Regions from separate parts of the Homo sapiens genome. Here regions 2, 3, 4, 5 and 6 are each linked to region 1. A link is an interaction called in ENCODE POLR2A ChIA-PET data of the cell type or tissue named here. Cell type or tissue: MCF 10A. All regions are shown on one strand. Each heading gives the region's core, and the rest is flanking DNA. Links, peaks and the distances in the headings are about the cores only.

The links. ChIA-PET counts read pairs that join two places held together with the same protein. Peaks named below come from ENCODE experiments on the same cell type or tissue, not always from the same donor. Only the 100,000 strongest peaks of a DNase experiment are listed, where the experiment ranks them.
Region 2: POLR2A ChIA-PET joins it to region 1 with 15 read pairs; 2 of 35 experiments call an interaction of 5 or more read pairs at or near these places.
Region 3: POLR2A ChIA-PET joins it to region 1 with 11 read pairs; 2 of 35 experiments call an interaction of 5 or more read pairs at or near these places.
Region 4: POLR2A ChIA-PET joins it to region 1 with 34 read pairs; 2 of 35 experiments call an interaction of 5 or more read pairs at or near these places.
Region 5: POLR2A ChIA-PET joins it to region 1 with 10 read pairs; 2 of 35 experiments call an interaction of 5 or more read pairs at or near these places.
Region 6: POLR2A ChIA-PET joins it to region 1 with 11 read pairs; 2 of 35 experiments call an interaction of 5 or more read pairs at or near these places.

The regions. Positions count from the first base shown.
Region 1 is chr3:189,823,196-189,827,195 of GRCh38, forward strand. The region is part of intron 4 of TP63 (tumor protein p63); the gene reads left to right. Among named protein-coding and RNA genes, the nearest start is that of MIR944, 4.7 kb to the right of the region's middle. In MCF 10A, for the core only: no CTCF peak of the experiment used is centred there; DNase peaks (open chromatin) are centred at 1,566 and 1,916.
Region 2 is chr3:189,907,656-189,912,787 of GRCh38, forward strand. No RefSeq gene overlaps it. Among named protein-coding and RNA genes, the nearest start is that of MIR944, 80 kb to the left of the region's middle. In MCF 10A, for the core only: no CTCF peak of the experiment used is centred there; DNase peaks (open chromatin) are centred at 1,166, 1,656 and 2,156.
Region 3 is chr3:189,662,250-189,666,249 of GRCh38, forward strand. The region is part of intron 1 of TP63 (tumor protein p63); the gene reads left to right. Among named protein-coding and RNA genes, the nearest start is that of TP63, 33 kb to the left of the region's middle. In MCF 10A, for the core only: no CTCF peak of the experiment used is centred there; a DNase peak (open chromatin) is centred at 2,252.
Region 4 is chr3:189,935,326-189,940,457 of GRCh38, forward strand. No RefSeq gene overlaps it. Among named protein-coding and RNA genes, the nearest start is that of MIR944, 110 kb to the left of the region's middle. RefSeq lists enhancers at 1-636, 1,925-3,124. In MCF 10A, for the core only: no CTCF peak of the experiment used is centred there; DNase peaks (open chromatin) are centred at 1,076 and 2,396.
Region 5 is chr3:189,353,756-189,358,887 of GRCh38, forward strand. No RefSeq gene overlaps it. Among named protein-coding and RNA genes, the nearest start is that of TPRG1-AS2, 120 kb to the left of the region's middle. In MCF 10A, for the core only: no CTCF peak of the experiment used is centred there; DNase peaks (open chromatin) are centred at 1,786 and 2,336.
Region 6 is chr3:189,390,628-189,395,759 of GRCh38, forward strand. No RefSeq gene overlaps it. Among named protein-coding and RNA genes, the nearest start is that of TPRG1-AS2, 150 kb to the left of the region's middle. RefSeq lists an enhancer at 3,981-4,190. In MCF 10A, for the core only: no CTCF peak of the experiment used is centred there; DNase peaks (open chromatin) are centred at 2,554 and 3,194.

The DNA of each region.
Region 1 (4,000 bases), core at 1-4,000:
TCCCCAGGACAGTGACTCTTCTTTTCTCTCTGAAGCTGTGGTTCTATGTAGGAAACTACATAGGGTGAAGCTAAAAGGTAGGATGGGCCAGCCTATGTAGGGTAAGGCTTTTTAACTCTATCGCATGGGCAGTGTGCTGACATTGCATACTTTTTCAGCACCTCTTCAGATCGGTATATAAAGTAGATTAACCTGACAGCAGATGGCGGTTGGTTGGAGGGGCCTGCAGTAAAGGAGAGCAGTTTGGAGAATGCCACGGCATGCAGACGCACACTGTGGAGCTGAGCACTCAGTCGGTGATGTGGCTCACTCACCAGGGGAAGGACAGAGGTGAGATAGGGCAAGAGTCAGTTGCTGAAGTCACTACTCCAAAGGGCTAGATAGAAAGGTAGGGAGGAGGAATGGAGAGCCAGAAAAGGAGCCAAAATGATTAGCTATTTTACTAGAGCAGGTCTGTCCTAAAGGCTTGGCTGCCATTCTCTAGCTGGGACCTTGACGAATCACTTCCTCCCTAGTGCCTCAGTTTTCTTGTCTTCAAAATGAGGATGATGCTACCTATCCTGAAGGGTTATTGTGAGGATTAAATGAGATGATGGGGTGAAAGTGATTTGTAAACTAGGAAGTCTATCATGCAAACCGCATGATAGACTTCGGATAGAGGCAGCAGGTATACCTTTCAGCTTTCTGTCTTGCCAAATGAACATTTGTATCCTCTCACCTGGTGTCCAAGATGAAGGTGCTGGTTCAGTGAGATAACTCTTATCCAGCCTAATCTCAAGACTTCCTTTCATGCTCTCTCTCTCACACCTAGCAATAAATGCCAAAAGCCTAATAGCCCCCCAAACCTTGATCGTTTCAAGAGGATCCTTTCAAAGGAAACCTGCCTTTCCTCTCTCCTTGAGGAGAAACCAAAGCAGTCCAGTGAATAAAATTCATATTTTTCTCCCAGGCTGATTGAAATGGCTGGCCGTGGGAGCCCAGGGCCTTTTTGTAGGACTGTTTTATTTATTTATTTTATTATTATTATTATTTTTTTTTTGAGACAGAGTCTCGCTCCGTCACCCAGGCTGGAGTGCAGTGGCACAATCTTGGCTCACTGCAACCTCTGCCTCCTGGGTTCGAGCCATTCCGGATTCGAGCCATTCTCCTGCCTCAGCCTCCCCAGTAGCTAGGACTACAGGTGCCTGCCACCATGCCTGGCTAATTTTTGTATTTTTAGTAGAGTTGGGGTTTCACCATGTTGGCCAGGCTGGTCTTGAACTCCTGACCTCAGGTGATCCACCTGCCTCAGCCTCCCAAAGTGCTGGGATTACAGGAGTGAGCCACCGTGCCTAGCCTGGACTTTTCCAATTAGGCTGTGCCGGGGCTGCTGTGAAACTGTTTTCCTGTGAAGACAGTGATTTTCTCCTTAGGGTGGCTGCTGTCACACGGCACTGCCCCTTTCCTTATAATACTTGATCACAGACACAGTAACATCTGTGCCTAGATCACAAGCCATACTTACTCAGGACGATTTTCCTCTTAAAGCACCAGGGAGGGAGAGGCCCTTGTCAGAATTCTCACGACTGAATCATTGCCATGAGCTAATGTCTCCAGTTTTATGAGTCAGTGCTGGCCCAGGCATCGGTTTTGTAGGTTTAAAAAAAAAAAAAAAAAGACATGGGTTAGACTCCCCTAATATCAGTAGCTTGTTCAGGGGGAAAGCAAACTGAGCTATCATCAGACAGCAGCATTTTAGAAATCAGATGTTTGGTTCCTCTCCTCTGTAAGGATATAGAATAAGTGGAAGAATTTCAGAATTAAAAATAATAGTAATAAAAGCTCTCTGATTTGTGCGTGTGTTTTGTTTTGCTTCTGGCAAAGAAGGTAAAATGGTGTGTTTGGGAGATGAATGTTCTTGTAATAGGCAAGATGTAGCTTGCAGGAGAACATCTGCAACAAACCCTTATTCTGCATGAGATACAGCCAAGACCTGTTTGTGTGTTAGTGCCTGTTCAAACATGTCTAATTTTTAAAATGATTTATAAAGTTTTGGAGGAATCACCTTAAAATGTTATTTCCTCATATAATAGGCATATACATTCACAGCGTGGTGGCTAAACTATACACCCTGTTGGAGTTTGAGCAGTGCCAATATTGAGCTAAGTGATATAAAAATGGTTATCAATATGAAGTAGATAGAAAAGTATTAGGAATATCTGCAATCATTCGTGAGTCTACCGATTAATCCAGCAGCAGGCAAAAATAAATTATGCTTTCCACGTTTTTAAATGTTCTTGGTAGAGAATTTATGCAAAGAATAAAAGGGAAATACATGGATATTTGCTTCAAAATACCCAGAGGTATTGCTCAAAACTTGATTAAAAATAAAATAACAGAATTGGGGATGGACGTCAATAAGAAAGAATAAGCTTAAATAATATCAGTATCTATTAAACAACATGATTTTTAATTGTGTCTTCTCTATTCTTTCCCTTTATCATATATTTACACATAATAGGAAATGCCTTTTAGGAAAGATAGTGGAAGCCTTCTCTTTTGTTTTTAACAGCCATTGCTTATGTAGTGCTAATGCATCTTCTTAAATCCACGTGCTTTAAAAAAAATAATATTTTATGGTAGTCATGTACTTCTCAACACATCATTTGGAAAGAAAGTTAGGGGTATGCGCTGTAATTTGTACCCAGTATTCAGAGTTTACAAGAAAGATTGCTCTTCCCTGCAGCCTCTCCACCCTTCCCCCTCCTTCTCTCTCTCCCCCACTTGCTTCTTGCTCCTTGTTTCTTTCTCTGAAGAAGGACGTGAGCTACATGGAGGACAGGGCAGAAAAGGGAAGAAAAAAATAGGAAATGGTGAGAAAAATATTAAGGACATTTAAAACTTAAAGTTTTATGGTTCTTTTTAGCTAAATGAATCTTTTGAGCTTCCATGGGGGAAATTAGTGTAATTAAAATTTTCTAGTTCATAAAACCAAATCTTTACATACTGACTGAGCCCACTGTAAGTATTGACTAAGGCAAGGACAAATGTTATCCTCTGACTTGGAAAATTCAAAAGAAGCATTTTGTCTCTTAAATGAAGGTAGGTTGATTATATTTGATGAGCTTCTTGGAAAAGGCATTGATTAGTCCACATCCAGAAATTTAACTTCCCTTTTGCTTATACTACTTGAAAAATGATTTTATGGACACCGTGATGTAAACAATGAGTCTCTCTAGGAAGGGATACTGTGTATATTTTTTGTTTTATTTTTAACTTTCTGGCATTCCAAGACACATACAGTTTTTATTTGAGGGAAATATTCGTAAAATAGAATACGAAGGAACTATTCCAAAGTCAGGAGTTGAGTGAAATATCCCAATTAAAAAACTGAAAGGATTGTTTATCAGTAAGTTGCAGGATATGTGTAGAGCTCCACAACATGAAAATTCAGTATTAATAATTTTGGCTTGAAATATTTTCAGTTCTATCTCCTTATAAGCTTCAGAATTACTAACCACCGAAACTGGTGTAACTAAGAGGACGCATAGCATGAGTCTCATAGGATCTCTCCAACTGGTGCCTTGTAATTTTGTATGGTATGCATGTGCACACATGTCCCAAGATGCGTTTGTTGAGGCTTAGTTGAAGGCCCCATACTATGAGGTCTCAAATGTTAGAGTTCACTGAACAGCACCTTTAGTTTCAACATGCATTTTCTAAGCACTGGAAGGTACACATTGAAGAAAAACAGATATAACTCCACAGTTGACTAGCTGGGTTGACTAGGCAAGTGACCTGATGCTTCTGAGACTCAATTTTCTCTTCTGTGAGGTGAAAATAATCTCCATTGAAGGCTTTTGAAAGTTCAATATATGAAGCCCATAATATAGTTCCTGCCACTGAGCAGGGCCTTGATAAATTGTGCTAGTTATTATTAAGGCTAGACACTATTGGGTAATTATATTAATAGATAAGTTAGCCCTTTCTCAAAGAGCTCACAGTCAAGAAGGGCAAACTG
Region 2 (5,132 bases), core at 633-4,632, 85 kb after region 1:
CAACAGACCTCTTCGCTAAGCTAGGAACATGAATGGGGACTCACAGCTTTACATATGACCAAAAGTCAGGAAAGACAGGCCACTGTACCTACTTTGGGGATTTTTGCCCCAGAAAGGTTTACAGAATTTTAGAAAAACTCTGTTTTCTTGGTACTCTACAACTCAGCTAAACATCTAAAACTCGCTAGTGTGGCTAGCCACCCCTCATAATATTTAGACAATTGCTCAATTACCCCTGGAGTAACTTGCAGGTTTTACACGAAGACATGTGGGAGAAGCAGGAAGGCTCCAATGCCTTGGGGTGAACAGCAAATTGTGAGTTTCCTAGTTTTCTGTTTTGTGGCTAGCTGATACAGGGACCATTCATTGTCCACAGAAACACTGGATACTACGAGAGAAGAATGAAGTTGCAGAATGCTGACCACAGCGAACTCATAGTGACTGCTTTTCTCTACAGATGGGGATGCCGTTACTCAGATAATTTGAGTTATTTTCCTAAGGTCGCAAAGTCAGTGATTGACCTCCAGTGACTTCTCATGTCTCTTCTTCACACCCTGTGCAATACTCTTCCTGGCATGCCATGGTAATAACACTCCTACATGTTTCTTTAATTTTCTTGCACAAAGCATGCTCCAGTTTAGCTTCAGCCAAGCAAGAGCACACTAGGAGGATCCTGAGAGTGAAATTTGTTCCCTAGAATATTAGGTGAAGAGTGCAACCTGCCTTCACTGTTCAGGTCCTATAAAATACAGAGGCCAGTTTGTTTTTCTCTAAACCTCTTAGTGTTTGGGAATTCCACTGGGGTCTCTAGAAAGAGTGCCTACCTTGGTCATCTGATGCCATTAGCTTGTGCCACTGCACCCATACACTGCTGTTTCTAGATTTTCAACACAAAGATACAGAGAAGATACAGGGGAAGATGACTTCTGTGGGCCCACTTAGAGAGGTAGTCCCATCAAAGTTAGCAAATACCTACGTTCTTCAAAGACATTAAATAGTCATGCTGCTCCAATATAGCCAAAAGCACACTTTTTGGAGCAAAGTTAATCCTACTGAAACCACCTTCAATTAAACCAAGCTCTAGGGGCTAAGAAACAGAAAAGTGAATTAAGCTTCAGTGACTCAGCTCCTCCTTCCTCCCTGCCTTTGTCTATCAGCCAGGAATGTGGGGAGGAAGTGAGTTAGGGCAAATCTATGCTTGAGCTTCACAATGCAAAGAACCAGGATCTATACACACCCAAGGTGATTTTCCTACAAATGCTATTTCTTTACAGTAAGTCTCCCCTAACACTTGGCTCCAGTGAGTATGAATCTTACATTTGCAAGTCTGGAAAGACCATGAATGGAAAGAAAGGCATGGATGCCCATGAAGAGTAAATTAAGGTGTGGCCATAGTACTCTCATTGGCAATCACACGAACTGGATGATTTACTAATTAAGGTTAGATTGCTTACCATCGGACCCAGAAAAAAATTCATAATGTACAAGTTATTTAATAACAAAGTTCTCCATGAAAAAATAGTGACAGAAACAGGACAGGAGAGAGGAAGAAGCCACACAAGCAAGAATACAGTGTCAAGCAAGGTGGGAGACAATAGCTTCAGCCTGAACTTGACACTGAACTATGAAATGTCAAGTTTCCCAAAATAGTCTCAACCTGAGGCTGGGAAACTTGGGATGTCATAATCCTGTACCTACCGATCATTGGTAAAGGGCTCTCCCAGGGACATATAAACTCTTAGGAACTCTCAGTTTCCTGTGTGTTCCAAAAATCCCAGGGGCAGTCATCGAAAAAGAACCATCACAATTGCTGGCTGTTGGAAGTGAAACATACCAAAGCCCAGGGAACATACTTAAGAAAAAAAAATTATCTAGAAAAACGTGATCTTAGAATATCTAAACCTTAATCCAATAGCATCCTATCAGCTACATTTCCCAATTTTTTAAATTAATATTAACAAGGGGATCTATATTTAAGAGAGTTACCTTCATTTACTAATTTACAGACATCGCACTAATGCTTTCATATATACTCTATGATACAGCATGGTGGTTTTACATATACTATATGGCATTGCAAGATCACTGGAGTTCAACAGTTCCAGGTTTAAATTTTGACTCATCCATATTTTAGCTGAGTGACTTTGCTGAAGTTGCTTCACCTGTCTATGATTCAGCAGGTAGGTCAGTGCCTGTGAGAAAGGAATGAAATAAGCAAGTACAACCTTTAATAACCCAGTCATGGCACATGACGAAGTCTCAGTAAATACTTGTTATGAACAATGATAAGAATAATAATAATGTTCTTTATTTATTCATTTATACAACAAATATTTATCAAGTACCTTCTATGTGTCAGAGCCTCTTCGAGGACAGGAATTACAGAGGGTTTAGTTAAAGACCCTGGCCTCACAGAGTTTATATTCTAGCAAGGGACATAAACAATAAGCACACAAATAAGTATTTAATGCAATGTCAGTTACTGATTAGCACAATAAAAAAAACTGAAGCAAGGCAAAAAACAAAACACAGAATGAGTGGTAGAGTGAAAGATGGAGGCTATGATTAGAGATGAAATTCAGGATATCAATGATTAGATATGAAGTCCAGGAATTCCTCTCTGGGTAGAACAGCAGACACCTGAATAAGTGGAAAGGATAAGATATCTTAGGAGTAGAGTTCCAGGAAAAGATAACAATGAAAGCAAAGACCCTGGGAGGGAATATATTTGTAATGTTAAAGAAATAGGAAGAAGCCCTGTATGACTGCAGTTTTGTGAGGCAGGCCAAGAGTATTAGGAGACAAAATCAGGGACAGTGGCAGAGAACAGACTAGATCACATAGAGTCAAGTAACCCAAGGTAAACAGTGGAAATTTCATTTAACCTGACTGATAGAAAATTATTGGAGGATTCTGAGTAGAGAGGAACAAACCTGGTTATGTTTGTAAAGAGTACACTTTTGACTATATGCTGCCACAGGGCATGGGAGCATCTGTGCAAACCACTTTCGAGGAACAGACCTGGAGCTCACAGAATCCTCAAGCTCAGTGAGCAAACCAAACTAATAGTAAACATAGGTTACTGGTTCATTCATGTGTCAGTATTGTCATTCAGACAATAAGAGTAATTTTCTCTAATAGTTGCAAATCAAGTCCACATAAGCCATCTCTAATATAAACATAAGGTTACAAATGCACCATCCGGGTATTCTTTACCTTTAGTCTGTAACTTTAATTTTTCTGCCTTTTAGTGGAATAGTCTCTCTCATTGGAATAACTGTTTTAGGATGATCTTATATAACTGTGCCTGATTTGCTAGAAGCAAAATTACATACTGTAGGGAATTTATTTTTTTGAAATATCCTGTTTCACAGAAACTCCCTCCATTCACACACCTCTGATGGCTGCCTTTTGATTTCAAATTAAAGCTCAACTCTGTAGCTGAGTATTCCATACTTCCTCTTCCCTGAACCAGGTAGAGCACTCCAACGTGCCTTACCTATGTTCTAACATAAGAGAACCACCTGCCCTGACACAACCAGGCTTCACTGTCCCTCAAACATACCATGCATAATTTTGTTACCACATAACTGCTGATTTATTTTATTTGCTTAAGTGTTATATTTCTCTCAAGGCCAAGTTCAAGTCTCATCTCTATGTGGGGCCTTTCCTCACTAGAAAACCTCAATGATCATTCTCTCATCTGAACTACTTCTGCAGTTGTTAGAGTTAGCACATCATCTCTGGGATTATCACTGATCTTTTAAAGAATACATCCTTATAGGCCATCTGTAAACTTCTAAAAGATAGTGATTATGTCTTACAAATCTTCGTATTCTAGAAACTCTGCATGTAGCACTTGACTTTCCCATAGATAATTCAAACTCATCATGGTTCATTCATGCTGAGTTCACACTGCTTTCCACCCCCAGCACACCTACTCTTTTTTTCCTTTTGTAACGTATATGAACCTCACTCCACAAACGTAAATGTGCAAGAAATTTACCTTTCTTTATTTTTATTAAATATTGACTTAATTTCTATTTCTTTTTTTTTTTTTGCACCAATGTGGTAAAAAATAAAAAGCTTCTAGGTCAGTTCAGGCTTTCTTCCTTTTTAAGTTCTGGTAGGGCGCCTCAGATCCACTCAGCCAACTGTCCACTCAGCCATCTGTCCACTCAGACATACACTAAGGATTCCATAATCCCATCAGCTCCTTAGTCATTAATCCACTAGTGTCATTTCTGGAAGGCTTCTTTCTCTCATCGCCATGGCCATTCAAGGCCTGCAGCTCTATGTCAGGCTTAGAAGCATGGGAATCTCTCTGGTGCTGTTTTGGGCTCTTCCTGCCTAGGCTTACATGCAATATGGACATATTAAAGTCTTGCTACTTTCTTAAGGCTCTGTTCTTGAAAAAAGAAGCAAGACTCTTCTCTCCAGTATCTACCAATACCTATCTTCTCATCTCTGCATCATAACTCTGTCTTTCCAAGTGAGGAAAGCTTTTATGGTCTGGAGGAAGCCAACTCTCATCTTTCAAATATATTTTTTCTGCCTAAATTATTTAAGCTAACCTTAAATATTTATAACCAAACTCCAGAAAAACACTAGCAAGTAATTTTGTAACTGTACTTTGAAAATTTCTCTTTTTTAAAGCAATAATTCCTGATCAACCACTACTTTGATTAAGCAGTATGGGAACATATAGATAAATTACTGGGAAAAAATGATTATGGGTTTAAAATGTCATCCAGCAACATTTACTTTAGTAATTAGCATAAATGTATACTTCTCATCTACCTAATCCATTAACTTGGTAGTCAACTTAGACTTCTTTCTCTTGCCCATCTCCATTGGTCTTGTTGTGCATAAACCAACACCAAAGAGAACCCTTTGGTGTAAAATTAGGTTTAATGGTAACATTCATGCCTAGACAATTCTGCTTGAGAAAAGCAGAATGAGTGAAATAATTCAAAAGTTCAAAGTAGGTAGGGTTAAACCATAAGGGAAAAGAAATAATATGTGCTAGAAGTTCAGTTGAAAAAGAAATAAATTCTTTTGTCTTGTCTTCCTTAAGTTTCACCTCCCTGCCTACATGTTCTAGGTATTCAGTAGTCATTTGTTGTTAATCA
Region 3 (4,000 bases), core at 1-4,000, 160 kb before region 1:
TTTGGTATGCAGTGTTTCTGTTTTTATTTATTTCAAAAAAACTTTTGACTTCTGCCTTAATTTAGTTGTTTACCCAGAAGTCATTCAGTAGCAAGTTGTTTAATTTCCATGTAAATTGCCTAGTTTTGAGAGATCTTCTTGGTATTGATTTCTACTTTTATTCCACTGTGATCTGAGAGTATCGTTGGTATTATTTCAGTTTTTTTTAATTTATTGAGACTTGCTATATGGTTAAGTATGTGTACATTCCTCTAATCTGCACACAGAATAAAAGTTTATTTTTAAACAAATAGGCTTCTTTCTACACTTGAGTGGAAGATCTTCTGAATAAACATCTAGTGTTTATGTTCTTCATAATATGTAGAATTTATTTAAAAAACAAATTATTAGGTTAGCTCTGTGTTTCAAATATATAGTACAGTATTTCAATTCCTTAAATAGGCTGATTGTTTATCTTAGTCATTGAAAGAAAAAATATAAATAAATATATGACTTCACATCTCTACTTTCAATTTGTCTTTTATGGGGATGAAGAGAACATGTTCTTTCCTCTATTTTAGTTTCTTAAACATTTGTGGATATATGTTACAGTTTATGAAGCATACCAAAGATAAGGAAACTGTTGGAATTCTAATTTGATCACTAATTATTTATATAAGATTAAGAGAGTCTTTCTGGGACTTATTTTTGTTTCTATGTATATAAAGTGGTCTGAATAGATTAAGTGATTTTAACTTATTATGTGGCTTTCATAAGTGCTCTGAATTTTTTTTTGCAAATTTAACTATTGCAAAATAAACATTTTAGAGTTTTGATCATATTTTTAAAATTATCAGTTACCCACAAAGTGGTTAAGATCCTCCGGTCTTACTGATGTTTGTAGCTGGGGTATTAATTCTGTAGAGACCTTGAAGATGGTGCTCTGACTACTGTTGACAAATATCAGTAAGTATCAAAATACTTTTACGACATTGAGTTCTGTACAATAGTGATTATAGTTAAAAATATAAGATAGGTTCTGGAAGGACTTCAGAGTTATCAAGAACCATGGAGTCCTTACCATTTAAGTTCTTTTTCATCAATGAAAGAAATTAAGACCCAGAGGAAAAGATTTATAGAAACATCATCTTAAAGCATCTTATAGAATCATTTAAAGTGGTTATGCTATCCTTTGCTGTCCACAAAGATGAGCTGCTATAATTTCAGTACAATTTCAGGCAAGATGAACTAAAACACCTAATTCATAATTTAAGTGGCTTATTTCATTCATTCTTTTTTTTTTTTTTTTTTTTTTTTGAGACAGTGTCTCACTCTGTCACCCAGGCTGGAGTTCGGCAGTACAATCTCAGCTCACTGCAACATCCATCTCCTAGATTAAAGAGATCCTCCTGCCTCAGCCTCCTGAGTAACTGGGATTACAGGCACATGCCGCTATTTTCAGCTAATTTTTGTATTTTTAGTAGAGACAGGATTTCACCATCTTGGCCAGGCTGGTGTTGAACTCCTGACCTCAAGTGATCCTCCCACCTCAGACTCCCAAAATGCTGGGATTGCAGGCATGAGCCACTGCACCTGACCTGAGCCACCGCACCCAGCCATTTCATTCTTTCATTTTTATTCTTAAATTCACTTACGCATTTAGCAAATAATAATGTTGTAATATATGTTAAGCTTAGTGTTAGGTGCCTTGGACACAGAAACAAATATATATCTATTATTTCTTGAGTGTCTACTAAGTGCTTTAGCGTAATTAACTTCCAAAACATTTTAAATATCTAAAAACATGGAGACTGGGAAAAAGTACATTACTTATCCAAACCTCTACAGAGAGTAAGCTGCAGATTAGAACTTAAAACTTAGGTCTGACTTCCCCCTAAACTATATTTTTGTCATCTTTCCTATCCCCCCAAGCCCTGCCTTTAAAGGGTTTAAGAGCTTTTTGGTAAAAATAGGCACTTGGACATGTGAACAGCAACAGGAATATCACAATACCCAGCAAAGAAATTTAACATAAATCTGACATAATTTATTGCATGCCTATCTCGTTACTAAAATCTTTTGTAAATTTTAAATATGAAGGGCAGTACTATGCTCAAAATTACATAGAAATATTTTTTCAAAAACATTCAAAATGACAAACTTTAAAGCTAGAGATGGTCGGTCTTTGGTACTGCCATCCTATTTCCTAACTGAGGAAGATAATGCTCTGTGATGCAACATGCATTGCAGCATGCCACATTGCATAGACATCTGAATCCCACAGGAACCAGAGCCTGAGTTAAAAAAGAAAACAGTGACTCAGAATTCAAGACTTCTGGCCTTAGTTGATTCAAGATGTCATTTTTTCAGTTTTTATTTTTTTTCCTCCAGATCAAATTTCAGTAAAATGTGACAGTAAGACTTTATTGTATGTGCCTCTTATTTCTCCTTTAGTTTATAAAATATTTTGGTGTTCTCTGACTATTGCTGAATTGTATGCTTGGATATTAAACATAATAAAGTTCCATCTACTTTCATAATGAATGAAATAGTAGTATTTGTTTTTATGTAATGTTTAAGAGAATCCATAGCCTTTTATGTGTGTAGATGGTAGAAAGCTATAATTTCACTAAAAGCAGAAGAGATCTAGCTGGTGGGGAGACAGTGTTGTATCGGAGCTAGCTTGTACCTGCTCATACCATCTGGTTATTAAATATTCAGGAATTTTACAAACCAATTGTGAAATATAGCCATTATTAAAAAATAAACTGTATAGACTTATAACTAAGTAAAAATATTAGAATGAAAGCATAAATAACCAAACTCATCACTTCTTAATTCTTTTACTACATCTTACTATTACCTGTGTTCTCATTATTTTACACTTACTGCCTTTGCATGGTAAAACGACTCCTTATGAGAGTGTACTACCACCCGTGGTTTTCTTCACTCTGTGTTCAGTGACATAATTTTTGTAGCTTAAAATTGGCCATGTTGGGAGTATTTATGCTGTAGAAATTGACTTATGCTACGGTTCAGGGATTTTTATCTCAGATATCCAGTTGTTAAACATGTGTCAGCATGCCACTGAGAATAGAGGAATATCACAAATATTGATCAGCTTCTGCTATTCACAAATTCAACCCTACTTCAACATTATAATCTCGTGTTCAAACCTGATAAGCTACTTTTTGTCAGGATCAGGTCCTAGTTTGGTATGTTTTGAGTAAAATTCCCAAATAGATTAGAGTATATGTAGTTTGAGGATGAAGTGAATGTAATATTTGATGTTATTGATATTTGCAACTATGAGGGGATATATCTGAAGGCAAAACCTAACATGCAGAGGATGGCTGAGCAGGAAGAAGAGTGAATCCTTGATGATGATATTGAATCACAACACTAATTAATTCTGGAGTCACACTTCAGCCACCTTGTCATGTGAAAAATATATTCTTTAAAGCCACTTTTAATTGTGGTGTGTATTATATGCAGCAGAAAGTAACCTAACTAATACACCAATTACCCATTTTATAGATAAAAGTCAGCTAATTCCTACAGCCACGACATTTAGGAAAGTTCATGTAAGGTCTTATTAGCACTTCTATTTTAAAGGCTTGTCTTTTTTGTTTTTTAATTTTAAGCATAACTTTAATTATAGCTTCCAGTATATAAAAGCATTATTTGAACCTGGGTCAACATGAAATGCAACCAGAAACTTTAAAAAAGTGTAAGCACTGCAAATATATATTTGTATAATAATGGGTACTGATGACTACGATGGATATCTAATATCTAACTGAAAATAAATATAGTTTTCCTTAGGAAAGGAAAAGACATCAGAACCCAGTTATTCAAATACTTACTTAGGCCTTTCTTAAGTAGGGGAGGTTGTTTATAGCCATAAGATACTTATCAAACGTAATAAATAAGCACATTTCCAATTATAAACTAATGAGTAGATTTTATTAAACATTATTCTTACAATTCCTTGAAAACTCTAGTAGTTATAGAAAGAGCA
Region 4 (5,132 bases), core at 520-4,519, 110 kb after region 1:
CTCAAGAGTGAAGCTGTGGACCCTCGCGGTGAGTGATACAGGTCTTAAAGATGGTGTGTCCGGAGTTTGTTCCTTCAGATGTTCAGATGTGTCCAGAGTTTCTCCGTTCTGGTGGGTTCATGGTCTTGCTGACATCAGGAGTGAAGCCACAGACCTTCACAGTGAGTGTTACAGCTCTTAAAGGTGGTCCAGCCGGAGTTGTTCATTGCTCCCAGTGGGTTCATGGTCTTGCTGACTTCACGAGTGACACCGCAGACCTTCACATTGAATGTTACAGCTCATAAAGGTAGTGCAGACCCAAAGAGAAACCAGCAGCAAGATTTACTGTGAAGAGCGAAAGAACACAGCTTCCACAGCGCAGAATGGGACCCCAGTGGGTTGCCACTGCTGGCTCTGGTGGCCAGCTTTTATTCCCTTATTTGGCCCCACCCACATCCTGCTGATTGGTCCATTTTACAGAGTGCTGATTGGTCCATTTTGACAGAGTGCTGATTGGTGCATTTACAAACCTTTAGCTAGACACAGAGCGCTGATTGGTGCATTTACAATCCTTTAGGTAGACAGAAATGTTCTCCAAGTCCCCTACCCAATTAGCTAGACACAGAGCCCTGATTGGTACATTTACAAACCTTTAGCTAGACAGAAAAGTTCTCCAAGTCCCCACCCCACCCAGAAGCCCAGCTGGCTTCATGTCTCAGTAGTGTCATTGAGAATAAAAGAAAGGAATTGCAGGCAAAGGCATATTTATGTTAATTTAAAATAGTAAAATAGTGTGCATGTGGATCGTTTCTAGTCTCAGGACAGAAGCTGAAGTTTGTGCCCATGGACTATGCATCAAAATCTGTGCTCCTGAAGAAAGGCACCAAAATACTAGAGAAGAATGTTCTGCAAAGGCATTGCTGGTCTTTCTATGTCTACCTTGATATTTATAAGTCTCCTGAGGAGATTCTACTTTCTCTGTGGAATGATATTACATAATCATTTAGGAGTTTGACTTCAAGGCCCGCACAATCTATCTATTGCATTATACATGACACAAGATCCGGGCACAGAACAATGTGTTAAGATGATGACTCTACCACTGTGCTCACATTTGCCTCCAGGGAAAAGAAGGGCACTCTTGTCTCCAAAATATGTAACTCCTTTTCATCTCAGCCGTTGTGGCTGCACTTTATTTCCTTGTCATGTTAAGCTGAAGAAATAAGAGCAAAGCAAAGGGAATGAGCAAAGATATCACAGCTTTGCTTGTAGTGGTTCGTCTCAGGAGGTGAGAGAAATGGTGAAAATTATTGGGGAAAAAGCAAGACTGACAAGGTAGTGAGAGACACGTGAGTGTCTCCCACAGAGGCCAAACAGGAACACACCCAAGGCTAGGGGAAGTTGGGAAATAAGAAAAATAAAAACAGAAGATAAAACATGAGGGATAGCAACCTTAAAAGACACACATACACACAGATGGCTATTGGGTGGTTCCCAGCCATCCTAGTGAAAAAGTGTATCAAATAATTAAGTTGGCAGATGGAGTAGAAGAACAACCCAGAGCCAGCTTGGGCAGGGCCTCTGACTGTTTCTAAGATAAAGCATCCTGGAACCTTGGGAGAAAAGACACGGCACCTTTTTGGTTTGTTTGTTTTTTGTTTGTTTTGTTGTTTTGTTTTGTTTTGTTGTTTTGTTTTGTTAAGGAGGCCTTAGATTATTCAACTCTTTTTTCCCGTTCTCTCTCTTGTAATGTGCTCTACTACTTGGGAAATAAGAATTTTACTGTGAACAGAGGTAAAATTTTTATTACAATTTTAGAGAATGACATGGCTGAGATCTATGGAATGTTTAGAGCACGAAATGAACTTTAAACACTTGGATTGTTTATTCTATCTTTTCTGTTCCTATTTACTTACTTATATACATGTATCCCCTTAGCTGTCATGCTTTTCACTGCCTGGCAAACTCCTATTCATTTTTCTACACTTAACAATTAATTTAATTCTCATGTAAACCTTCACTTTCCCTCTCAAGTTAAGCTACACCTGACTTTGTCATTCCATGTTATTCCATTCCATGTATATGCCTTCATTCGCAGTGATTACAAGGTGTTTAATATTTTAAGGTTTATCTTTCCCTCTAAGTAGACCTGAGGGCCAGAGCTATCTGATTCATCTTTGTTTTCCCCATGCAAATAATGCAATCCTTGGTACATGAGGAGGGAATAATATATTTAGGGGCAGACGATAGGTACTAATAAAATAAACAAATGAGCAAATGAGTTGGCTGACCTCTTCCCTTCTCTTCCTGAGACTATGGGTGTAATTAGTGCTTTCTAGGGCACTGTGAGGACCTGCCACTCCCGTGCCCTATCCTTGTGACTGGCCCCGTGGGAATTTGCCTGGCTTTTGCTGGATAGGTCACCCTCCTTTTGGCTGGAGAATGATCAGGCCTGGGTGTTGGAAGTCAGATACACCACTGAGTCACAGTACCTCAAGGCACTGTGGTTCCACTCCATGTGTGAAAGGTCTCTCTGCAGCATTCTTGCAAGATGAGTTTTCTAATTAGCTTTCCCTTATAAGGTGCCAGAGGGGATGGTTGGTCAGCATTAGAGCCTACAGATGGGAAAACAATGGCCAAGAGACTTTGCCTAAGGCTACTGGGTGGGCCGAAGCCTTCCAGTTAACATCTGGTGAGAATTTAATGACTCAGTGCTCTATTCTCCACCCAAGGTTCTCTCACCTGCCAGTTCCTTTCATTCTGCTGGGCCTTGACCTCAAGAGCACGAAATTGAGTGTGATGTGATTCTACGACTGTGCTACTGGCTACATTTCGCATTGGTGACAGGAAAGCACGGGCTGAGGTGACTTTGTCTTTAAATGGCTAGAAGAGGGCAGACTGCATCTCTGAGTATCCTTGAACCTAACACCTTTGTTTAGGGTTGCTCTCCAGAAAAAGCTTGAGAGAAAGCCTAACAGTTTGCAGAGTGGTCAAGAGATTGAATAATAACTGAGTAGCAATAATACTCAGATGGGTTATGTCTTTTGACTATTTAAAGGACTTTTGTATACCACTGTATGCAGCCTTATGAAATAAATTGTGTATACACACACACAGACACACACACACACATACATATATCTAGGATAAAATTAATAAATGGTTCAGTGTTAAAGATTGGAAAATATGGGAAGAAAAACAAAAAAATTGACATTTAATGCCATCATCTAGATATAACTAGTATTAATATTTTTGTGTTTCTCTTTTCTATTTTTATTAGATAACATAGTTCCTAATATAGTAAAAAAGTGACAATTAAAATGTTTATTTATGGAGGAGGATCTGAGATAGCAAGACGGCTGGAAGAGTAGTTCAGGAATGGAGAGAGAATCAGGAGTTCTGATGACTTCATGTGTGATCTTGAGTAGATCTTAAAATTTCTCTTAGTCCTTAATTTTTGCCCCTACAGAAGGGCAGGAAATTTGAAGGCAATGTCAATAGAAGCTCAATGCCCTAAGTTGAAGGTTAAACCTTAAATACCAAGAATTAATGTGATAAGAAGTTAGTCTACATGCAGTAGACAAAGACACCAAAATACACCCTTTAACTTCAGAGCTACTGCCAGGATTTCTATGTATCAAGGGACTGTCTTACAAATTAATATATATTTTTTTTTTGAGATGGAGTTTCGCTCTTGTTGCCCAGGCTGGAGTGCAATGGCACAATCTCGGCTCACCACAACTTCTGTCTCCCAGGTTCAAGTGATTCTCCTGCCTCAGCCTCCAAGTAGCTGGGATTATAGGCATGCACCACCACCTCCGGCTAATTTTTTATTTTTAGTAGAGACGGGGTTTCTCCATGTTTGTCAGGTTGGTCTCGAACTCCCAACCTCAGGTGATCCACCCACCTCAGCCTCCCAAAGTGCTAGGATTACAGGCATGAGCCACTGTGCCCAGCCGCAGGAATTAATTATTTACCTGATCCCCATCCTTTTTTTTATGCCCATATTTTCAGGTTGCCAAGGTCTAAGAAAGGAAAGGGATGAGGTAGCTTAAATGACTGTAAGATGAGCAGCTCTTCTATCATTTAAATCCACAAAACTAGGCAACAAGGGAATCATCACATCAACCATCCTACACTAGTAGTTAGCTGTAGTATAAAAGGTAGTTGGCCCGGCGTGGTGGCTCACACCTGTAATCCCAGCATTTTGGGAGGCCAAGGCAGGTGGATCACCTGAGGTCAGGAGTTCAAGACCAGCCTGGCCAATATCATGAAACCCTGTCTCTACTAAAAATACAAAAATTAGCTGGGCATGGTGGTGTATGCCTGTAATTCCAGCTACTTGGGAGGTGGAGACAAGAGAATTGCTTGAACCCGGGAGGCGGAAGTTGCAGTGAGCTAAGATCACACCTCTGCACTCCAGCCTGTGCAACAGAGTAAGACTCTGTCTCAAAAAAAAAAAAAAAAAAAAAAAAAAGAGGTAGTTTTCTGCGTTCAAATTATCTCCCATTTAATGATTTGAACACACCTGTTCTGTGGGCCTCATACCCTCTCCTCTGATGCCCAGACATCACAACAAGAGAACTCTACCTAAAACAGGCAAAGATTGGAGGAGATGAAAAAATGTCCACCCTGAGTCAAAGGAATGGCTCCACCTTTAGGGCATACCTCTCCAGACTGGGAAAGCTAGTTGGAGAAGAACAAGAATAAAGGATATCTGGGTTTTCATTTTTGCCTTGCTGGCCTGTGGTTTCTTGAGATTTTCTTACCATAAATTGCCCGCTATTTAGGAGAGAATTTTGTTTCTGTGGGTTCAAAGAGACCAGGTAGGCTGTGGAAGAAAAAGGCAAGGGCTAGTGGCATTCACTTACTCCTGGGCTCTGAGCTCTGGGCTCTCTCTGGGAGAGAGAGGACCCTTCTATATACTTCTTAGTGTGTAACCCAGTCTAAGGTAGAAACGAAGAAGCTCTCAGGGCAAATGTTCTATCCAGGACATTGGCTGGAGCATTCCTTGTCTTGTATCATATTGTGGATTGGCAGCAAAAGGCAGAGAACAACTTAGGTATATAATTTGCAGAAATATCCAAACATTGTTGTCTGAACAAAACTCTGTTGAGTAAATGGTGATGGTGATGATGGGATGATCATAATTA
Region 5 (5,132 bases), core at 444-4,443, 470 kb before region 1:
TTGGTAAGGGTGTGGCCAGCAATCCAGGATAGTCTCAAATAATTACTCATTGTTTTCCGCATGTATCACAAGTTCTTTCACACTTTTCTGCTTTTGCTGCGTCAACTCTAGCTGAAATGTGTTCACATCTGTAGTCTCCTTATCAAATTCTACTTGCCCATTAAAGTGGAGGTCAAATGGTGTTTATTTCATGAAATTCTTCTTGAAACCTACCGTCAGAATTGTTTTTTTTTTTTTCTCTGCATTCTATCACTATCACCAGTTACTTGTAGCCACAGTTTATTTTGCCAGATATTAGAGTTGACTTTTTACATATTTATTCTTTCTGTGCCTTTCTGAGTGCAAACCGAGTATTGTTCATCTCTTATGAATACAGGGCGTGGTAGTTGCCTGCTGAGTAAGTGAATAACCTCATTTGTCAGTTTGTGCAGAAGTAGGTGTACTATGACCTGCTAGAGTGCTCACTAGGGGTTAAATATTTCCAAGACAGAGTCTGGAATGAAGTAGTTACATTTTTCTTGAAGAATCATTATCTGTCTTCAGGTAAAGTGCTTCCTCATCCTGACATGTCCTGAAAAAAGAAATTTTTTATTGGATCCAGCTTTCTTCCTTCTCCCTTCTTTATAGGAAAGAAGAGCCAGCTTAAGGCCGGTTGTACAAAAGCAGCTGAGGTGGCAAGAACTGATCATAAATGTTACAGACCAATGTTTACCTATTTCTTTTTTTCGAGACAGGATCTCACTCTGTGACCCATGCTGGAGGGCAGTGGCAGAATCATAGCTCACTGCAGCCTCAACCTCCTGGACTCAAGTGACCCTTCCACCTCAGCCTCCTGAGTAGCTGGGACTATGGGTGTGTGGTACCACACCTGGCTAATTTTTTATTTTTTGTAGAGATGAGGTCTTCCTGTGTTGTCCAGGCTGGTCTTAAGCAATCCTCCCACTTCTGCCTTCCAAAGTGCTGGGATTATAGGCATGAGCCCCGCCTGTTTCCCTATTATAACCTCCCAAAAGCCCAGAAACATCCCCATAGTCTGGTATATAAATACTTCTTTCTCAGCAACAATTTTATTCCACCACATTAAGGAATACAACCATTGAGATTTTTCCCAGCGTTCTCTGCCAAGGAGATTGAGAGGATCCCCAGAGCTCACAGAACTGCCTCAGTTTATGGGCCCAAATATAGGCTATTGTCATTTCTCTGACTGTTTGCACAGAGTCTTGGAGAGATAAATTGATTGTGCACGATCATAGGAATATTTATTAGGACTTTGTTGAATTAACTCCCTCAAATCACATGGAGCTAAATTAAAGTTACTAGGCATTGCCTATTATTTTAGAATTTAAATCATAGTCAGTTCCTTCTTTCATACAAGAGCTCAGAGAGAAAATTTTGAAACTAAAAACACAGATGAATAAGAATGGGTAATTTTTATGAAGCAAGGGGTTAAGACAATAAAAGAAGGCCTTCGTTTCTGGCTTCCCTGTCACCTAAAGTCCTGTTGCATCAGGCGGTCTCCCATCTCAGCTACAGTATTAAGTTAACTACAAGCTACCCAGAAAGCTACATCTATTTCAAGGTTGTAGCCCTGGCTGTGCCTTTTATTTTTTTAAATCTGAAGTGTTGGGAGGAGAGGGGGTTCAGCAGGGTGGGGAGATAGAAGTCAGAGGGGAAGGGGGGTTATTTCAGGCCTTGCTTCTCTAAGCCTTCAATGTCTGAGCTCCAGGACAGACCTTCCTGTTGTGAAATACTGGACCAGTTGTTGCCCTCTGAAGATAAACAACATTCCAGCAGCTCCCCTAGAGCTACCCGAGGCCTTGTGCTTTTTAACATTTCCCTGGCCCTACAGTGATCCAGGAGCTGAGGATTACTGCACTACCTGCTGCAGCACACACAGCATTAGCTTTGTGGTCTCTGTGCTCTTAAGCTGGGTTATGGTAATGAATCCAGGGTGAAATCTGGGTGCCTCTGCCTGCTTGTTAAACTGATGAAACACTAACATCTTTTGTGTAGTTTTGGAAGCCCAAGCTGTGCTGATTGGAGGTGGTAAGGACAGGGCTCTCTGCCCTAATGTGTAAGGTTTCTGTCTTCATTAAAGTTTGAGGCTGAATCAAGACTCACTGGGGTCACGTAAGGGCAATTTTGCAAACCCAAGGCAAGCTGTTAACAAAATCAACCTGGGCCAATCATCAAAGGGTTGGACCTAAGGTTGCTATACTCAATAGAACAAGCATTTTAAATAAATTTCTCGTAAGTTGTTGCTTTCTTTATGTGGTGGGTGTGGCTTTAAAGAGCACAAAACCACAACAAATCAAAGAGTAGCTCGGGCTTGTCTTTTGCTTTATGGCTGAGGGTTTGAAGGATGATTCATGGACTTGTGAATGCCAGCCCCAGTCCCGGCTTAGGTCTATCTGCCAATACCACCAGGGCCAACAAATTCACGCAACAAATTCTCTCATTTTTTACAGTTTATCAGTTGCACTCATAGTTATTGTCATAATCACTCCCCACAGTAACCTGTAAGGCATATAAAGTAGCTATTTTAGTAAGATAAATGATATTTTATATATGTTATGATAAGATAAATCTTATCATTTTAAGAAGAAACTGAGGCTCGGAGAGATGAAATGACTTCCTCAGTTGCTAACGCTGTATAAGTAAACAATTTTAATTTTTTTTGGCATTGGGTATTATTTCACCTTTTGTATGTGTATATGTCTGATTGCTAATTTAGTGGGTTAAGATGAGTGTCAGGCTGACATCTAAGATGGCCCCTAGTAGTTCCTGCTTCCTTTACTCTCTCTCTCTTTCTCTCTCCATATATATATATATATATATATATATATATATATATATATATATATATATATATCTGTGTTATGTTTACTATCAGGTGCTGGAAGCTGCAGCATGGGATAGCAGGAACAAAAATTCAGATTAAAATATTGAATATAATATTTTCAGTGAAAAACAAAAATTCACAGCATAATGAAAGATGAATAAAAAGAAAAATGGACTTTTTAAATCATTAATAAATTAATACACAATTATAACTGAATCTTCTTAATAAGATTATTGCTTGGCACGCTTAATTGTTGAAACAATGACACAAGAGTAACAAATTACAAGAAACTGAGAAAATAAATAATAATAACAAAAAGATTTTTGTATTCATTGAAGTTAAATGGTCATCGATTTCTTGGTCATCAAAACAGTTAAAGAGAGCAACATCTCCAGTACGATGGCAGGTTCACATTATAAGAAGCAGGAAAATATCAAAAAAGGAAATAACTATAACCATAATAAAAATGCCTGATGTAAAATGCTATATAGTTTTCAAAGCTATTCAATATAAATGATGCCTTTTCATCTTCACAAAAATTCTGTGATGTAGTAAAGGAAGCAGGGTTGAGAGTATTGTATCCATTGTGTTGGCATGGAAACCAAGGACCAGATGTGTTAAAAGTTAAAAGCCCAAGGTTATATAAATAGAAAAGAGAGTTGATAATCAGCTCCTGCATTTTTAGCTTTTGATTAGTTCTTGTGCATTTATATCTTGGCATTTTATGATAGCATGCATGTCCAAGGGGGTGTGTGTGTGCGTGTGTATGAACACATGACATATGGAGTTTTGATGGCCAATAAATATGGACATATGAAAAAAAGTAAAAGAATGGATCTTTGACATTTTAAGGCACCAGTGGAATAACTGCAAAATAATTTTGCTTTCTATTGAAAATCAATGCAAACTTTTCAGTTCAACTAGCATTTGAATAATTCAAGAACTGTGTTACTATAAATACTTCCTTTCTCTTTTGGCTATTTAAAAATGTTTTGTTTGTTTTATTATTAAGAATATGAAGTCCCAGCATTTGTAAAACTTGCTTATAAAAAGAGGACTTTTGTCATTATAGAAAAAATCAATGTCCATTAAGTGTTAAATTTAACATAGTTATTTATATTGTATTTTTGAAATGTATTTTAAAGTGTGACATGGATGTAATCCCAACATTTTGGGGGGCTGAGGCAGGTGGATCACTTGAGCCCAAGAGTTCAAGACCAGCCTATGTAACATGGCTAAACCCTGTGTCCACAAAAAATACAAAAAAATTAGCCTGCCATGGTGGCATGCGCCTGTAGTCCCAGCTACCTGGGAGGCTGAGGTGGAAGAATCACCTGACCCAGGGAAGTTGAGGTTACAGTGAGCAGTGATCGCGCCACTGCACTCCAGCCTGGACAACAGAGTAAGATCCTGTCTCAAAAAAGAAAAAAAAAGTGATGTGGACTCATTAGACCATGAGAAAAAAGTGGTGTGTACTTATGAGACCATGAGTTCTACTTTGACAGAACAACATGATGAGAACTCATTTCACGTAGACAACTAGAAGGATGGTGTGGCACTTGGTGGTGGGGAATGAGTAGGGAAGGCAGCGATGGCCCCTGTAACTGAGGAGGCTGTAATAAAGGGGAAGTGGAGAGCCCTGACTCCTTTAAAGCTGACTGCCCAGGGCCAGTGGAATGAGCAGAAGTCAGTGCTTAGTGATTCCCTGGTCCATTTACAAACAGGAAAAAAAGGAGCCAGAGAAGAAAAAATAATTGCAGACACCAGGATGAACTGCTGTCTTCTGTGTTTTGTTCTCCCCTCCTCCCTCATTTGGAAGAATGACTAGGGCCCCACTACCTGTTCCAATCCACCTAGGACTCAGGGGTAAGAGGAGACCACATGAGTATTAGACTACTGCTATGACCTGAGGAACTGTCTCCGCCCCTTTTCATCTTTCCCAGAGCATGCTGAAAATTCTCCCGTAGCCTTCTGTCCTGTGACATGGACTGAGGCTTGATGACACATCTCTGTGATCCCCGACCTGGTAGCTGTGGTCTGTCATTGTGCTGTAACCCAAAATGCAACGTACTAGAACTCAGAGTTCTGTTTCTGCGCTTTCCACCTGTAAGATCCAGACCAGCTCCCTAGTCTCACATGGCCTCAGTTTTTTCATCCCTTAAGTGGGGTGTAACAATTCTTACCATGACACCTTCTCACATTTTTATGAGGATTAAATAAGATAGAGGGCACTCAGATTTACAAACTCTGAAGGACAGTGGAGGTATTAATTATCACCTTCTATTACCAG
Region 6 (5,132 bases), core at 521-4,520, 430 kb before region 1:
AACTGTGTGGCTTCAGGAAAATCGTTTTAACCCATCTGAGTTGTGCCAAACCCAGAGTTTTTTGAATAATACATTTGAAAATGCTCTGTTGACTGTCAATTTCAATAGCAGCGCAGAGCAGCAGAGTGTCTCTGTCTGGGGTCAGGCAAGTGAGAGATTCTGGTTCTGCACGTGCCTCTCGCTCCCTTTGTGAACCCGAAAAAATCTCAGATCTCTCTGTGTACCTCAGTTACCTTATGTGTAAAATAAAAAGGTTTCACTAATCACCTCTGAGATTCCTTCCAGTATTTACACTGAAGTAATCCATGATTCACATTTAATGATTGTATTTTAAAATGTTTAAGTGGCTAAACATTTTGGGGGAATTGCTAAAGCAGAAGATATATATTTGTTGTTATTGTTAGAGCAGGAAGATAACGTTGGTGAAAGGACAGTAATAGCAGGGACTGCCATGTGTTTTTTAATTATGTTTTTCTCTCCACTATCCCCTTTTCTACTCCTGAGCACCCAGGAGTGTGGTTACAGGAGGCCTCAGGGACTCAGACACAGAAAAGCACCTGCACGCCAACTTTCCCTCACTCTGTTTTTCATTTTCCGCCTCCTGGGTTCAAGCAATTCTCCTGCCTCAGACTCAGGAGAGTAACTGGGACTACAGGCGCCACCACCACGCCCAGCTAATTTTTGTATTTTTAGTAGAGATGGGGTTTCACCATGTTGACCAGGCTGGTCTCAAACTCCTGACCTTAGGTGATCTGCCTCCCAAAGTGTTGGGATTACAGGCGTGAGCCACCACACCTGGCCAGATATCTTTTTATTCCTTAACTTTTCATAGTTTCTAGTCTTTAATGGAACTTCCAAAGTTTTTGGTGCTTGTGTCAGGCAGGCAGGAAGGATCTATGGGACATCAGAGAGGAGAAAAACATAGTCCCACATCTTGGGTGGCATCATGGAAGGGTTTTCTGAAGAAAAGAAATGATAAGAAGACAAAAGACTGCAGGCTGCAAGGTGTCCCTGGGGAATTTGTCCTAGAAAAGATGTTCGGCCCCACAATTTTCAGGTCCCCAGGATCCCATGGTCATGTTCTTCATGGATATTCATCCTCCCTGGTTTCCTGGGCCCTGTCAATCAGGATCTGCAAGTGTCTATCTCCCACTTCGGGAGGGTGAGATTTTTCAAGCATTCCAAATTGAAGCACATTTTCTTATACAAACTTGGTTATATTTGACAGCCAGTTACTGTAATTATTTTTGTAAAGTATTATAGGTACATTATGGGCTGAGTTGCTTTGTGCAGGACAAACTTGGATCCTGAACCAACATATATGCCATGGTTTCCATAAGAAAATGGGACTTCAGTTCCAAACTACTCCTTCTTCTCTAAGTTGAGGAAGCCTTGGAGATAATTTTAAATATTTTCTTCGGAGTTTATAGTATAAAAGGCATTTGAAAAATGAAGATCTGAGCTAATCCTGGTTTGGTGCTTGATATCTCTGGTAGTCTTGGGAGAATGGCTTAATCCCCCTAAGTTTCTGTTTGCTCAGTAGCAAGGTGAAGTGGACCATTTTTACCAGTTAAAAGTGACATGCCAAGCGTCTTGTAATAATCCTTACTTTTGATTCCATTCTCTGGCCATATTGAATTACCCATTTTCCAGAACAACCATGCTTTCTCACACCTCTGACATTATATCCCTTCTGCATCTTTAAAGATTCAGCTCAGACATCACCTCCAGGAAAGCCTTCCTGAACACCACACACATGCACAATACAAACACACCCAATACAGCCTTCTTTGGAGTTTCTACAATGCCTCGTGTTCACCACTGTTACGGCACATATCTCACTGCATAAAATCTGGCTTATTTATTTATTTATTATTATTTTTTGAGACAGAGTCTCCCTCTGTCACCCAGGCTGGAGTGCAATGGCGCAATCTCGGCTCACTGCAACCTCTGTCTCCTGAATTCAAGCAATTCTCCTGCCTCAGCCTCCCGTAAAGCTGGGATTACAGGCGCCCGCCGCCACACCTGGCTAATTTTTGTATTTTGGGTAGAGACGGGGTTTCACCATGTTGGCCAGGCTGGTCTTGAACTCCTGACCTCAGGTGATCCACTCGCCTCAGCCTTCCAAAGTGCTAGGATTACAGGTGTGAGCCACCACGCCTGGCCAAAGCCTGGCTCTTTAGTTGCCATCTCTCATGTTTCACCATAAAATTTTTGAGAATATGGGTCATATTACTTGGTTGTGTAGACTGGAATATTTGTGTAATAAATACCTCTTGCAAAAATGAATAAATGCATGAATAATAAGAAAGCTTTTTCACTCTTTCTGCACTGTCTCCCTGCTAGTTCACTGCTCTGTTTACCTGTGTTAAACATATCCCAAGTTGGCTAAGTAATCAAAGTTGCTCTACGTCCCAGAATCTATTAGCTGGAGCCCTGCAGGATGAGACCATGCTCCTTCCCCCTTACTCAGCCAGTCATGCTGACACAACTTTGGAGGTATGGGGAAGCGCCCAGAGCCCACACCCTTCTTTAAGGCTGTACCTTACCCCTTAGGCATGAAGTGTTCCAAAGTCTGAGTCAGCCATCCCTGTCCATTCACATGCCTGGCTGCAGTCCAATACTCAGATAAGAAACCACCCAGGTGCTTGGCCTCAGAAAGCCAGCAATGAGGTGGTCTTGGCCAATGGAGACCAAATTAAACTAGTGAAGAATAAAGTAGCAAGCAAGCCCTAGATGGGAGTCAGGAAATCTTGCCTGGTTTCTGCATTGATAAAAGCTGTTTAACCTTTGGCAAGTCACTTTTTCTCTGGGCCTACTTTCATCTTCTGGACAGTTAATGGGTTGAGCCAAATGACCTCTAGAGTTTTGTTCAGTTCTCAGGTTCTAGGATCTAAAATCAAAGGCAGGCTAAGCATTTCTCATACCTGAAATGGTAATGATACTTACTTGCCTGTAGCAACCCCATCTTCAGGGGAAGGGGCAGAAGTAACAGCTTAAGTTCACTGACAGTGATGGCTTAAAATGCACACAGGATACTGTCTGAGCCCTCATTTCATTGAGGCTAAGAGCCTAAGAAAGATTAGCCTTGCTGCCTCATAAAGCTTTACGTATTAGCAGAGGGTAATGCTGTACTAGTACAAAGCAAAGGCCATGACCTGGGCTGCACTTATTATTTAAATGAGCAATGTACTACTACACATACATTGTGCAATTGCATCATATCCTTTGCGCAATCTATTCTGCAGAGTCTTCAGCAACCAGGGCGTTTGTGTCCTGTAGACAGGCTAGGATCAAACACCAATTGCTTTGCAATGGATCGATAAGAATAATATTGATAATACCAGTACTTCTACCGAGAGTACCACCTTTTATTTAACATTTAATACATCCAAGACTTGTGCAACACTCATTTTGTTCTTTTAACCACTCTGGTAATGCAATATTTTTATCCCCATAATACAAATGAAGACAGTGAAGTTAACTTTAATATAATTAAGACAAAGTATATAAACTGGCTAAGAAAGCTTGGATGACAATTTTAATCTCTCACATTTGTATAGCATTTTAAGCTTACAAAATATATCTTAAAATATAATTCTATTTAGTTTTTACTATGATGTAGCAGCTGAGTAATGACTGTTTCCAATTTAAGAAATAAAAATTTGAGATGAGGGGAGATGGAAAAATGGTAGTTCAGATCCCTTGATCTTCAGTCCTGGGCCTTCCCAGTAACCCAGCAATCTGTGCTGAGACTCCTCACAGGTAAAGTGTGGCCCAGGTATAAGAAGCTTTCTGAAAAACAGTGCCTTCAAGTCAAACAAAGCCTATACAGCTGAATTCTGGAGCTTGGTTGAAATTGTGGATGAAGCAGAAGATAGGTTGGGGTATGAACAAATGTAGAGAAAGAAGGAAGGGCAAAGATCACATTTTAATAATGTTCTGTACTGTACGTGAATAATGCCAACAGTACACTGTCACATTTGTGTTTAGCTCATTTTCAGCAACAGAGCAAGATCCCAGAGTGTAGCAAGAAGAGAGACCGTTTTGGGTGGAGATATTTCTGTTTCCGCAGGGGCTTTTATGCTCATTCAACTTGAAACTTCTAAAATAACTCATTATGTGTGGAATAGCAGGTGTTCACATTAAACATATTTGCTTGACCTCACTTAATCTATTATATAGTAAATGTTCCTCTTCTTCTCGTTTACCCAATCTTGGGTCATTAGTCAGACAGAATTAATTATTCACAATGTTTAGAAAGAAATTACATATCTGAGTCTTCACGGCAAGGAAAATTGACATATCAGGCTCCGAGTCAAACTAGGATTGTCAGAGTTGACAGTGGTCATTCTGTTACTTGGGGAAAGTCAACGTTTAGAAAATTCAGAGTTGCTCTTATTTTGTTAAAGCGTAATTCACAAAGGAAGTGTAGATAAAACTTTCATTATGAAGCTTCAGTTCCACTTCTCTTATGCTTTGGTATCCCTTAATTTAATTATATCATTCTGCAATTTCAAGGATGATCAAATTAAAGTTATCCTTTAGCAAGACTTTTTGTTCATCAAGCTGCCTCTGCCAAAAATTTCTCAGTGAGCCTCAACTCTCTTCTTCATCAGCCTCTGCACCTCCAAATGTTTGCTAATTTCTATCGATTCTGCCTCTTCAATATCCTTAAATTGTCTTTTTAATCTCAATTTTATGCCCTTAGATTTGGCCCACATCATTTTTTTTCTGTGAAAGGTTGCAATAGCATTTTAATTGTCATCCTGACCCTAACATGGGCTGGATTAGTGATGCAGTACCAATAAATTACCCCAATGTATAAAACCTTCCATGGTTCTGTAACCTCAGGATAAAATTCCAAATCCTGGACATTTTGCCTCCTGAGCCTCATTCCATGTCTGTCTACCATATGTTTCTTTAGCTGTACTAAATTACCTGCCATTCCCTGAACACCCTATGCTCTTCTAAGTCACTATGTTTCTGCTTATGGTGATCCCTTATTCGGAATGCGTTTTCTCTCCTTGCCCTGCTATTGATTTATCACCTTTTCTTCATAACTTTCTTCTCCTTTCAGCCATCTCTGACTGCTCTCTTCCCCAGGCTTCCACGATCCATTTACCCTTTGG